2 separate regions of the Homo sapiens genome follow, and region 1 is linked to region 2. A link is an interaction called in ENCODE POLR2A ChIA-PET data of the cell type or tissue named here. Cell type or tissue: B cell. All regions are shown on one strand. Links, peaks and the distances in the headings refer to the core of each region. The heading gives the core; the rest is flanking DNA.

What was found. Peaks named below come from ENCODE experiments on the same cell type or tissue, not always from the same donor. Only the 100,000 strongest peaks of a DNase experiment are listed, where the experiment ranks them.
Region 1: POLR2A ChIA-PET joins it to region 2 with 5 read pairs; 2 of 35 experiments call an interaction of 5 or more read pairs at or near these places.

The regions. Positions count from the first base shown.
Region 1 is chr1:94,792,462-94,799,498 of GRCh38, reverse strand. The region is part of intron 1 of SLC44A3-AS1 (SLC44A3 antisense RNA 1); the gene reads left to right. Among named protein-coding and RNA genes, the nearest start is that of SLC44A3-AS1, 24 kb to the left of the region's middle. RefSeq lists a silencer at 6,745-6,794. In B cell, for the core only: no CTCF peak of the experiment used is centred there; a DNase peak (open chromatin) is centred at 3,828; H3K4me3 peaks cover 903 bases.
Region 2 is chr1:95,063,196-95,070,232 of GRCh38, reverse strand. ALG14 (ALG14 UDP-N-acetylglucosaminyltransferase subunit) reads left to right here. Exons shown (of 4, transcript NM_144988.4): 2 at 5,216-5,367. It overlaps ALG14-AS1 (ALG14 antisense RNA 1), which reads right to left. Exons shown (of 2, transcript NR_132786.1): 2 at 2,688-3,189. Among named protein-coding and RNA genes, the nearest start is that of ALG14-AS1, 5.1 kb to the right of the region's middle. In B cell, for the core only: no CTCF peak of the experiment used is centred there; no DNase peak of the experiment used is centred there.

The DNA.
Region 1 (7,037 bases), core at 870-5,869, 270 kb after region 2:
GTCTCCCCACCCACACACAAGGCCATTTAAGGTCCCTGTTTTTAACTCATGGATAAACACAAAGGACAACTCAGTTTGAAGTGTTCTTTGGACATGATGTCATCATCATTTCATGAGAAATGGAATCGTCTAAGGTATGATACTGAGACAGAGAGTCGCTTTCAGGCCTGTATAATGGGACAATTTAATACAGATTTCTGCTAGTAGACTCTAGACTGATAGAGTGAGAGAAAGCAGAAAACCTTTTACGGAAGGAGATTGGAAAGCAAAATCTTTGTACCAGCCTCTGAAGTCACAGAAAGAATTCCACAATCAGGGAAATGAAATTTCAGAGCAGAGTTCATTGCCTGATTGGGCAAAAGACCCTCAAACCGAATTTCTTGAAAGAAGTAAGCACAATCCAAGGAGAACATGTTGTTACTCTCATTCTAAGTATTGTTTTTTTAACCTAAAGTTATCAAAATAAAGACACTTTAGAACCCTAAGAGAAAATTATATACTTTTAATTTTTATGCTGTCTTGTCTTTTTCTGATTATAAAATTTAAATATACAAAATGTATAAAGAAGGAAATGAAATTTGCTCGTAATCCCAGCACCCAGAGAATGGCCACTGTTAAGATTTTCTGATGTGAAATCTCTCATTCTCTCTCTGGTATAGATAGAACTAATATTTCTTTTGTGCTTACCAAATGCTTGACACTGCTTGGAGAATTTTACCTGTATAAACTCAGCTCATTCTCACAACAATCTTCTGAGGTAGGTACAAGGATTATCTTGTGAAGTTCAGTTTTTTGACCAAGATGGTGTAACTGGGAAGTTGCAGAGCCGGGAAGTTGCAGAGCTAGGATGTGGGAACCCGGAAGGTCATGCTTTGCCTGTACTCCTAACTTCTCTTTTCTATGGCTTAGATTTATTATAAATACAGTACACATTTCCCAAAATGAGATTATGCTGTGCCTAATGTTTTGTACTGTAACCTGCTTTTTCTTTTGATGTATCTGAACATCATTCCAAATCAATAGATATCAATCCATTTCATTATTCTTAATGTCTGCGTTGTATTTTGCTTCATGGATAATGTATTTAACTGTAATTCATACGGTTGGATATTTTGAAGTTTTCACTGTGAAAAACAGCAGTGACGTGTACATCTTTACATGCAAATGTGCATTTGAGAGGTTATTTCAAAAGAATAATTTCTCAGAAGAGTAAACACCCAGATCAAAGTGAAGCTTTTCAAGGCTGCTGCCAAAGGGCCCTTGGGAAAAATTGTGCCAATTACATTGCCACTAGCAGCCCAGGGGAGTGTGCTTTTCTCAACATTCTAGAGTGTTTTTCAAATCTTTTGACTCACTGGAAGACATACATTTTGTATAGTGACCCACTTACACACACACACACACACACACACACACACACAAGTATAACTGAAATAAATTTTCATATTTTCCTGACTAGGCGCAATAAATTTTCTCTCTTTTCTCCTCTTCCTTTTCTTTTCAAAAACATTTTTTAAAATACCAGATACGGTGGGGTTAAGTTCATGATCCATGAATGGGTAGTAACTCATGGTTTGAAAACACACTCTGTTAATGCTTGGATAGTAGGATTCTTTTTAGTATTTGCCTATTTGACAATATGAGATGATGACGAGTTATTATCCTATTCTTTAATCACTAGAGAGGCTGAGTATTTTGGAAAATTATATTTTTGGAGAGAGTAAACTAGAGTTCATTGTTTCTCAACCTTTAGTGCAATTAGAATTTTTAAAAAGAATCCTTTAATTAATTTCTGGACCAAATAATCTCTAGATTATTTGGCTCAGGTATCAAAATTTGTGGCTAAGGCTGAGAACACATGCCATAGATTACTAAAATTCTTTTAACTGTTCAAATAGACTCTGTTTTTGCCCTTTAAACACCACATATTTTAAAAACATCATAGTCATCTGAAGGTTAATTCAGGGTTAAGTATGGAGTTAGGGAAGGATTCTAATTTTGACTTATGAACTGTTAGCTGCATAAATCACAGTTTTTAAAATCCAGTGCATATTTGGGTCTTATTCAGTGGTAAATTATGGTGAAGAGATTCACATTATGGGAGATAGTTTCGATTCTCATGAATATAATTATACTGTGGGAGAACCAAGGTACTATTTAGTATTTCAGAGTTCCATCAGATAGAGAGTTCCAGTTGCCTACTGGAAATTCTACCTAGATGGTCCTCTGAAACCCCAAATTTAATGTGTCTTGCCAATAGAGTTCTTAACTCCCTCCTGCCTTTTCCCAAACCCATCTTCCTTCCTCTGTTTATGGCCCAGTGGACAATAATATGCTTTGCAATAAGACAGAGGTTTCTTTACATTGTGGATACTGGAAATGTACCATTTGGTGGCCCAAGCCAGCCTGCAGTAATGCGGATGGGGGTGAGGCAGTAGTCTGCTGGCCTGAGCCCTGACCACTGGGATTTCAGCTCTGAAAGCTGGAGAACGCCAGCCTGGGACAGCGCTCCCTCCCTCTCCCCATTTTCTTTCTTTTCTTTTCATACAGAATCTTGCTCTGTTGGCCAGGCTGGAGTAAAGTGGCAGAATTATAGCTCACTGCAGCCTCAAACTCCTGGGGTTCAGTGATCCTCCTGCCTCAGCCTCCTAGACCTACAAGTGCATGCCACCACACCTAGCTATTTTTTTTTTTTTTTTTGTAAAGACCCTGGCCTCAAGTGGTTCTCCTATCTCGGCCTCACAAAGTGCTGGGATTATAGGCATGAGCCACGGCGCTCGGGCCCTCTTCCTGTTTTTTTGTTTCTCTGTTGTGCATGGAGAGGACTGCAGGATAGAACAGACACTCACAGGTGGTTCTTAGAGGACCAGCCTCTGGTACACAGGACTGCAGTGGGGACATAAAGACAGCGGAGTAGTGAGTCTATAGCAGATGTTATCTGAATGACTGGAAGAGGTGAGAGATTTAAATGACTTCCCAAAGGGCTGGACAAATTGATGCACGGCAGGTGACTAAGAGGAGCTGGGGTTGAGTCAAAGGTGACCATTCTGGTCTTTCTACAGTGTTTGTCCTTGGTGTGCTATTGGTCATACTGGCAATTCCCATGTCTCCAGGTTTCTCTATTACTGCTCCTTTAGAAGAGTGCCAGAGTAGAAAAAGCTTTAACCTTGAGCAAGTTATCTAACCTTTCTATTTCATCTATAAAATGGAGTAATAATATACTGTTGGGTCTGTGAAGTCCCAGCACAGGGCCAGGCCCTTGATAGGCACTAAATAAACGACAGCCCTTTAGAAGGAGCCAGCTGTGATGGTCAGGATCAGACCCTCTCCACACATCCAGGTAGGCAAGTGCCCGAGATCTCAGATGGTCAAGTGGAGTGCCCGGCAAGGGGGCTGGAGAGTGGTGGGGTGGTGGGTGGGCTGTGAGTCAGCCCATGGTCCCTGTCATATTCTCCTGCGGTGTCCAAAGTGCTCCCCACTAGAGCAGCACAGCTCTGCAGAGATGCAGAAGAACAGTTACGGATCCAGTCAGATGATGGATCAGCTGTTCGGCTTTTACCTGCTGTTCACCCAAGTTTACCTACTTAGAAAGAGAAGACTACCAGCAACCTAGAGAAAGAATAGAAAGTCCAGCCACCTTCCAGGCTTTGAGTCTCAGATTATGGGAGTGTGGATTTTCCTCTGGTTGTCCATGGTCACTAGAGGTCAATGATCAAGTCATCCAACCCAGACATCGTTATTTAGAGCTGGAAAACAGAAAACAAGGGAGCACTACATCCTGTTGGGTCACATCCTGTTCACGATGACAGGAAGCAGGGCAGCAGACCAAGACGGGTAGAAAAACATGACGCTTACAAGGCATTTGCACGCTAGATGTGCACGTGTGTTTTGGTATACAGTTTTTAAAGACACTGTGAATCAATGCCCATATTACGCTTTTGGAAATTCTCAAGTTTCTTGTCAAATAAAATTGGCTAAAAGCCAAGTCTTTATTATCTGACTGTGCTGGGCCTAAAACCATGCCAATTTAAGAAAGAGAAAAATATCCTATTTGCCATCTGAAAACTGATCACAAAGGCACTGAGTGTTTCCCGCAGGAATAGAAATGCAATGTTGGGAAATCTCAGTTACACTCCTAGTGAGTATGAGGTTGTGAGTCTTGCCTGGAAATGGGAAGGTTGTTGCCTTTCTCAAAGGGAAGGGATGGATTATCCCAGCCGTGGGCACCCCATAGTACATTGCCTGAGAGGCATCAGGCTGGTGTGGAATTGCAGGCACACAACCCCCCTTGCCTGAACATAATGTGTCTTTCCTTCATTCAGCTTTTTAGACTCAGGATGGCAAAACTCCCGTCCGGCCCTTTCCCTTCACCTCCACTGATTTCATTCATTTTCCCTTTCTTCTTCTCTCCCCTTCTCTTCTGTGTGTTTTGGGAAAGATAATGGCTGCATAATGGCTCCCAGGCTGCTTTTTATGGGGTTGGGATTAAGGAGAAAGTGCCATCTCTTGGGTTTTAGGTTGATAATTAGCATCCTTCAGGAAGTTCTATGAGAAACCCCCTCCAGTTCTGGACTTTCTGCTAATTCAGGACTGCAGTGCTTCTAAGATATCTCAAGCATTCAGGATGGTGGTTCTCAAACTTGCGGATTATTGATCCCAGTAACCTGTCTTTAAGGTTTAAAAACCATGTATTTTGCAATTTGTTCTCAATGGCTTGCTGGCTTTCTTCTTGGGTTTCTTTTCATTCCTGGTAAGTAATTGTGCTAGAAATGGGCCACAGTCACTAGGAAATTGTCTCTTAGGGTCATCCATGCATCATAGGACTGGATGGGAGGGAACCTGGTAGGTAGGTAGGTCTGCTAAAGTGTTTGCCTGTCGTTCAGTAATTTTAGATGTTACTGCTTAGAAAAAGAGATAGAAAAGAATAATATTGACTGCTAAGATCTACACATGGGGAGTAGGGCTTTTATTCTAAAAATTTTGAATTATTGAAATCCAGCACAAATGTGATGCATAATTTTTATCCCAAAATAAAATTGTGTTTTCATTTGTGCATGTCACCTGCTAGTTCTTGTGATGTGGACATTTTTTTAACCTATTTAGAGTATTATCATGAATATTTTAAATTTTCACCTAAATTTACGTATTAGAGATTAAAAAAAAAAAAGAAAATGGGCTGGGTGTGGTGGCTCACGCCTGTAATCCCAACACTTTGGGAGGCCAAGGCAGGCAGATTACCTGAGGTCAGGAGTTCGAGACCAGCCTGGCCAAAATGGTGAAACCCCTTCTCTACTAAAAATACAAAAAAATTAGCCGGGTGTAGTGGTGCGTACCTGTAATCCCAGCTACTCGAGAGGCTGAGACAGGAGAATCTCTTGAACCCAGGAGGCAGAGGTTGCAGTGAGCTGAGATCACGCCACTGCACTCTAGCCTAGGAGGCAGAGTGAGGCTCCGTCTCAAAAAAAAAAAAAAATAGAAAATAACAATTAGACCTACTGTTGGTGCTGATGGATGAAGCAGCAGAATGATGACAGTAAGCAGTGGCTTTCCTGCCTGGCTTTGCCTTTGGGGCCTTCAACATTTAGTATTTCAGCTTGGCCTCTAAAAAAATGGGAGCTTACGAATAGCTACCTTACAAATATATTAGGTGGAAAAATCACTGGTGTGTGATTTTGGGGCCACCAAGATGCAAATATGTAGTATCAAATGCATCAATACGGACAAAGGGTTCCAATATCTGGGCAGGCCACCAGGCAGAACTGCCTCCTTCAGTTGTTTATGTCATTCACTTCTTTCTTTTCTTTTTTCCCTCAGTTTTCAGCCATTCCTTCCTCAAAATCCTGCTCAAGTCTAAGAGCAAGGATCCTACTTGCTAACTGCCGTGTGCTAGGCAGGGTGCTAAGCACTTTATTCATGTATCTAATTTAGTCCTACTACGCCACGAGAGAGATACCATCATCCACACTTTACAGATGAGCAAATGGAACCGCTAGTTAAGAATCTTGCTCAAGGTCACATCGGTAGTAAGGGATGGAGCCAGTGTTCTCACACAGATATTTGCAGTCAGCCCTTTCTAATTACAGATCAGGCTCTTTTGCAACACTGCACTGCCTTTCAATGTGGAGCCTGGGAGAGAAATGACAGAAAAAGATGTGTTAGAGTGGACTGTTTATTCTTTGAATGATCTCTGTCTCTCTCTTTTTGTTTATTTTTCTTTTGTTTTTGATGCTTGAATTTACTGTCACTGCCTACAAACTGGGGACATTCATTATTGGATATTACTGGTTAGAGAGTATGGTTTTATGTAATAAGGAAAGGAATTTCAGAAATGTAAACTGCAGGAAAAGAAACACAGCAAATTTCCAGATGTCTGGGTTCCTTTTTTTTTCCTTTTGTAAATGATTTGGTTGGTTCTATTTGGAATGAAAGTTAACTGCCTAGAGGATAAAAATATCCTCTTTTGTAGTTTTTACCTCGAACAGCAACAAGAACATATTATGTGTTTTCATGGAAAGATCTATTTTTAGAGAGAATGCAAGCCACCCTCAGCCCTGTGAGTAATAACTGTTTGGCACAATGATACTTACAATAGATAATCACTCTAAGTCCTTCTTTGAAAGCCTGCCTTATGAATTGTTTTTATTACATAATTTGTACGTGTTATTTTTGATTCATGAAACCTCATTTAATTAAAAAAAAACCCAAAGGATATATGTATAGAGCTTTGGGAATTCCTTTTACTTCCTGTATAATGATTCACAATTTAAATATACCACATTGGGTGGAGGAAGTACCTATCATGGCCTTATGAAAATAAAAACTGTGAACGAGGAACAGAAACTGCAGATTGCTGCATGCTCATCAGTCCTCCTGTAGGTGGGAAGTGGCCTCCGTGCACATTATGTGAAGGCCATGAAATGAAACGACTGCTGAATGGTCAATGGGATGATCCTAGGGAGAGGGAATGGGCTGTTTTCTCTTGGGTGCTTAAATTAATGACATTTATTTTTTATTTTTGGTATACTTTTCCCTAGATT
Region 2 (7,037 bases), core at 1,220-6,219:
AAAGGGTATAATTTAATGCTAATAGACAGTAGGGAAGCCCAGCAAGGCCTGTCTAGATTTTTCTTGGTCTCTCTGAGCATGCATTCCTTTCCTTCTGGATGTGGGGTAGGGCCCTCTCTGGAATGGGGGTCTTATGACCTACCGTCAAACAAGGTAGATCAGATAATTTTTTTAATTTAATTAATTAATTTTAAAAATAGAGATGGTGTCTTGCTATGTGTGCCAGACTGGTCTTGAACTCCTGGCCTCAAGCAATTCTCCTGCCTTCCAAAGCGCTGGGATTAAAGGTGTGAGCCACCTCGCCCAGCTCCCCAGCTCGGATAATTTCTTTATGGCCAGTTTTTACACAGAAAGGTGGAGTAAAATTAGAGTAGTATTTTTAGGTTTTATGACCAGCTTTTGGGAGAAGGAGTTCTTGGTTTCTGTGACCCGCCCTGGGGAAGAGAGATTCTAGTTTCTATGGCAAGCCTCAGGGGAGTATGGGACTGAGAGACAGAGGACAGGAGAAGGCCAGAGAAAAATTTTTGCTTCTAAGGCCTTCATTTTGGGATATTATTTTCTAAGTCCCAACACTACTATTGATTACACACTAAGGGATTTGTTTAACATTCTGGTATAAGGAGGTAACAATCACAAAGGCCTCTATCTCCAATGTCATTTAGTCTAGGTTTGAATAAAGACTAGGGAATCTGGTTAATGTATAACATCTCAACACAAAGGTCAGGAAGCAACAGACATACACCAAAGAGAAAAAGCCATGTTACATGAGTCAGTTTCCAGGGCTTAGCTTTTCCCCTTGGCATAATAAATTTGGAAGGTCTTGACATTTTCTTTTCTTTTTACATAAGCATTTAATAAATGGTTACTGTTATTAGTCTTGGTGGCAAAAGGAGCTTTTGAAGTTTTGTTTTGGTTTTTGTTTTTAAGACAGACTCTTGTTATGTACCCAGGCTTGCCTCTAAATCCTGGGATCAAGCGATTCTGAGACAGCCTCCCGAGTAGCTGGTACCACAGGCACGTGCCACCGCACATGACTTATCTTTTTCAGTGGAGAGTCACCCACTTCAAGCCTGCATTGTCAAAAGAATGTCTTGACAAAGACCGAAGTAGAGAAACAAATAGGAGCCTTTTGAATATTTCAGATAAGGATGTGAAAAGAAGGTGATAGCACTTGGAATGGCCAGAGTTGAGAGACTGGAGTCTGACTGGAGTGATAGGTGTGGGGCTGGAGAAAAGCAATCGCATTCAGATGAGATTGGAAGATTTTAGGAGTTAAATCCACAACTGTGGATTGAAAGTAGAGGATGTGGGAGGGAAGGACTGAAGGGTGATTTCCAGGTTTCTGACTTGAACAAATGGATGGATGTTAGAACCATTCACTTGATAGTGTTACATTTGGTGGACTAGAAACCAAAATTAAGGTTGATAATTCACCTGGCAAATGGTGCCTTCATTCAGATTATTGAGGGTAGGAAGGTATCAAGGGCCTGAAAGAACCATGCCAATTAAAGGAAGACTTGTAATCAAATAAGCAGTTTAATAGTTCATGCCCAAAATTTTGGAGGAGGCAGAAGGCATTTTCAATATTTACCTTGAAGACCAAGCGACATTTACTCTTTAGATATCATAAAATATTATTAGTAGGCCAGGCACTGTGGCTCACGCTTGTAATCCCAGCAATTTGGGAGGCTGAGGTAGGTGGATCACCTGAGGTCAGGAGTTCAAGACCAGCCTGGCCAACATGGCAAAACCCCATCTCTACTAAAAAATACAAAAAAATTAGCTGGGCATGGTCGCAGGTGCCTGTAATCCCAGCTACTCAGGAGGCTGAGGCAGGAGAATCGCTTGAACCCAGGAGGCAGAGGTTGCCGTGAGCCGAGATCACGCCTGGGCAACAGAGCAAGACTCCATCTCAAAAAAATAAAAAATTATTAGTAGATCACTTCTGTTCAGAGAACATTTGCCAAAACTACTTTTCTTTGAAACATAATACAGCCTTCTTAGGCAAATGTTAGATTTAATATCAAACATTCATTCTTTCATTCAATAGGACAGCCTGCTATTTCTAGGAATAGGAGGTACAGCAGTAACAAACACAAATCCCTGCCCTCATAGTATGGTGCTTGCCTTCTAGTGAGGCATGGATAGAGGGAGATAAAAAGCAAAACAAATAAATAGACTACATAGTAAGTTATGCAGTGATAAACACTACGATTTGGGGAAGGGGCATTGCTTTTTTATGAAGATTGTCAGGGAAAGCCTTCTTGGGGAGATGACAGCCAACAGCAAGGAGGCTAGAGTGATTAGAGTAGACTGAGTAAGCGGGGAGGAACAGGAGATGAGCTCCAAGAGGGAACATAGTTGAGGTCAGAGTATAAGAAGCCTTTTATTTCACATGAGACATGAAGCCACTGGAGGATTTTGAGCAGAAGTAAATAATTTGATCAACTCGAATAGGGTCACACGGGATGTTATGTTGCGATAGACTGAAGGGGAAGTGGGTCAGGGAACAGATCAAGAAACTGTTCATAATCCGTATGAGAGGTGATAGTGGCCTGGAGCAGGGGAGTAGCAAAAGAAATGGTGAGAAATGATTGGATGCTGGATGTATTTTAAGGTAGAACTTAGAGATTCTTATTCTCAAAAAAAATGTATCAATAAAAGAGTAAAATGGAAGACAAAATCCATCATTTTAATGACTTTATTCAGTAACAAGTTTAAATTTTCAGTGAATATACTGTCAAGCTAAATAACAGAGAGAGATTCTCCAAAGATAATAAGTGTATTCAAGAGTAAGCATTGTAGTGTGGAACACACATGCCGAGTAAACTATGGGCACATTCAAAGAGGCAAGGGAAGACAGCAATTTTTAAAGCTAAAATGGGGAGGGTTACATAAGTTGTTTTGAAACAATTATCCTTGCTTACAGGGATCAATAATAAGGGTGGCATCAGTCCAAGGTTAGGCAGGCAACTGCTGGGCAGATGTCCTTGCAGAAGTTTTTTTTTGCATAAGGTTGCAGTGGCCTTTGTACAAGGTTGTGGTTTTGGTATAGTCTTTTGTAACAGTTCTTGTTTTCAGGCGATTGAGCATTAAGAACCCTTCCTTCATGGCCTTTCCCAGCTCCATTTTGTCACAAGTGACTCTATTTTTATCCTGACAACTTTCACAGTATTCAATGAGGGTTTCCTTAAAAAATAAAAATAAAAATAAAAAGTTTAAAAAAGGAAATAAAAGACTATTAAAGCAGGTATAATGAAGTTTTAATTGTAGTGGAAGATGTTGTGGATATTAGGTTTTATCCTTAATTATTCCAGCTGTGAAAACAAATACCTACTTGGAGTACCACCACTTGTTTTTTTTTTCTTTTTTGAGACAGAGTCTCGCTCTGTTGCACAGGCTGGAGTGCAGTCTCAGGTGATTCTCCTGCCTCAGCCTCCTGAATAGCTGGGATTACAGGCATGAGCCACCGCACCTGGCCTAACTTTTTTGTTTTTTTTCGAGGCTAAACCAAAGATACTAAAATGAGTATAAACCAGATGTGTAAATTATATGCCCCAGTCAAGAAGATGGGTGACAGGTTATAAAGCTAATGTATGATTTTAATTCCTGAAATTCACACTAAATCTATGCCAAATTTGTTTCTATATATAATTCCTTCTGGGATCTAGAACGAAATCCTTTCCTTTCTACTATTAAAAAAAAATGTGGGCTTGGCATGGTGGCTCACGCCTGTAATCCCAGTACTTTGGGAGGCCGAGTGGGTGGATCACCTGAGGTCAGGAGTTCAAGACCAGTCTGACTAATGTGGTGAAACTCTGTCTCTACTAAAAATACAAAAATTAGCCGGGCGTGGTGGCACACGCATGTAATTGCAGCTACTCGGGAGGCTGAGGCAGGAGAGTCGCCTGAACCTGGGAGGTGGAGGTTGCAATGAGCCGAGATCACACAATTGTATTCCAGCCTGGGCAACAAGCGTGAAACTCCACCTGGGGGGAGGTGAGGGGGTGGAGGGAATTTGTGTTGGGGGAAAACTCATGTTTAATTTATCTTTGTTTGTGTTCTTGTATCACTATATACTCTTTCTTACAACAATAAGGGAGGTGGGGTGGAGGAAGCCTTGTAGGTAGGGGGAGCAGCATGACCAGAGGCAAGGAGTGAGTAACGAATAAGGTGAATGCAGAGAATGTTGAAGACATCAACCTGACTGAGGCAGAGAGCTTGTGAAACGAGACTGAAATGGGTGTGATAGGGCTCCTTGATAAGGAGTTTGACTGTTGTGCTTAAATCGTTTATAGATAGGTAGATATTCTATTGTTGTTTTCATAAACAATGTTTTCATTGTCTCAATGAACATAGTTGATTTTTAAATTTATGCTTTCAAAATTAATGTATTAAAATTTTGGAGATTATATTATTTCAGAAACTGAACATTACTCATTTGGTGAAGCTGATAAATATTTGAGGACCTGCAGTGTGCTGAGACCTCTCATAGGAGCTGGGGTTACAGTGGTGAACAAAAGATGTTTCTTAGGAAGGCCCAAGCCCTGCTGATCAGCGCTCATGCCCCCTTCACCTTACTTCTCTACATAGAACCTTCAGTGACTGGCTTCCCTTTTCCCATCCTGCTTTCGTGCCTTATTTCACCTGTACCCTTCTTCCCAGTATTGCTATCACTCTTTGAACACATGTTTCAGATCTTGTCATCTCATGCCCTAACAATCCCCATCTCCACCCAGTGGCCTCCCTACTCCTATCTCTCCATTATCTTCACCTTTCAAGTCATCTCAGCCTTTTCCGGGGTTCTTCCTTATTTTTAAGGCATTGATTTTTCATAACCATTTGCTTACCCTTCACATTTTAGTTTTTCTTACTGTCTTGCATCTTCTTTGTCTTCATATATGTGTCTTGCCCCTTTCTCACCAGTCTTCTTGATAGCAAGAGCTATGTCTTATACTGTTTTGTGCCTTCCTTAGTACCTACTGCTAGTGCTGATTTTATTTTTATACATGTATTATCTGCTTTTGATATAAAAGTTGTATTTATACGAGGGCATAGATTTATTGTTTTCAAATGTTCCTTGTGTCTTCTGAGAAATATACAATTACAGTGCCCCCCCACCCCCAACCTGAAACCATGATATTGGTATAACATGGTCAAATGGATATGTCCATTGTGGGTTTCTTAATCTTAGGACTTCTGATATTTTTTCCAGGTGGGCATACCACTGAGATCCTGAGGCTGCTTGGGAGCTTGTCCAATGCCTACTCACCTAGACATTATGTCATTGCTGACACTGATGAAATGAGTGCCAATAAAATAAATTCTTTTGAACTAGATCGAGCTGATAGAGACCCTAGTAACATGGTAAGTGACAATTTCTATTTCTAAGAAAATTACAAGTTGCACATTGAGTTTAATTGTCTCTAGTAATAATCTCATGGCACTTCAGTGCCCTACCCACAATGGGCAGTCAAATGTTTGCTGGTGATGAAATACATTTCCTTTGCTACCAAAAGATATGAATTTCTATAAAATAAATCTTCAAATTAAAAAATGGTTGCTTAGCACATCAAAAAGTTTATCCACCATGATCAAGTTGGCTTCATACCCGGGATGCAAGGTTGATTCAACATACGCAAATCAATAAATGTAATTCATCACATAAACAGAACTAAAGACAAAAACGACGTAATTATCTCAATAGACACAGAAAAGGCCTTTGATAAAATTCAACATCCTTTCGTGTTAAAAACTGTCAATAATCTAGGTATTGAAGGAACATACCTCAAAATAATAAGAGCCATATATGACAAACCCAGAGCCAATATCATACTGAATGGACAAAAGCTGGAAGCATTCCCCTTGAAAATTAGCACGAGACAAAGATGCCCTCTCTCACCACTCCTATTCAACATAGTATTGGAAGTTCTGGCCAGGGCAATCAGGAAAGAGAAAGAAATGAAGTGTATTCAGATAGGGAGAGAGGAAGTCAAATTATCCTTGCTTGCAGATGACATGATCCTATATCTAGAAAATCCCATTGTCTCAGCCCAAAAACTTCTTAAGCTGATAAGCAACTTTAGCCAAGTCTCAGGAAACAAAATCAATGTGCAGAATCACTAGCATTCCTATACACCAACAACAGGCAAGCCGAAACCCAAATCATGAATGAACTCCCATTCACAATCACTGCAAAAAGAATAAAATACCTAGGAATATAGCTAACAAGGGAAGTGAAGGACCTCTTCAAGGAGAGCTACAAACCACTGCTCAGTGAAATCAGAGAGGACACAAACAAATGGAAATACATTCCATGCTCATGGATAGGAAGAATCAATATTGTGAAATGGCTATACTGCCCAAAGTAATTTATAGATTCAATGCTATTCCCATTAAACCACCATTTACATTCTTCACAGAATTATAAGAAACTATTTTAAAATTCATATGGAACCAAAAAGGAGCCCAAATAGCCAAGACAATCCTAAGCAAAAAGAACAAAGCTGGAGGCATCATGCTACCTGACTTCAAACTATACTACAAGGCTACAGTAACCAAAACAGCGTGATACTTGTACAAAAACAGATACAGACCAATGGAACAGAATAGAGAACTCAGAAATAAGACCACACATTTACAACCATCTGATCTACAAACCTGACAAAAACGAACAATGGGGAAAGAATTTTCTATTTTGCAAGGAGTTGAACTGGCTAGCCATATGCAGAAAATTGAAGCTGGATTCCTTCCTTACACTTTATACAGAAACTAACTCAAGGTGGATTAAAGACATAAATGTAAAACCCAAAATTATAAAAACCCTAGAAGAAAATCTAAGCAGTAGTATTCAGGACACCAGCATGGGCAAAGATTTTATGATGAAAATGCCAAAAGCAATTGCAACAAAAGTAAAAATTGAAAAATGTGATCTAATTAAACTAAAGAGCTTGTGCACAGCAAAAGAAACTCATCAGAGTGAACAGACAACCTACAGGATTGGAGAAAATTTTTGCAATATGTCCATCTGACAAAGG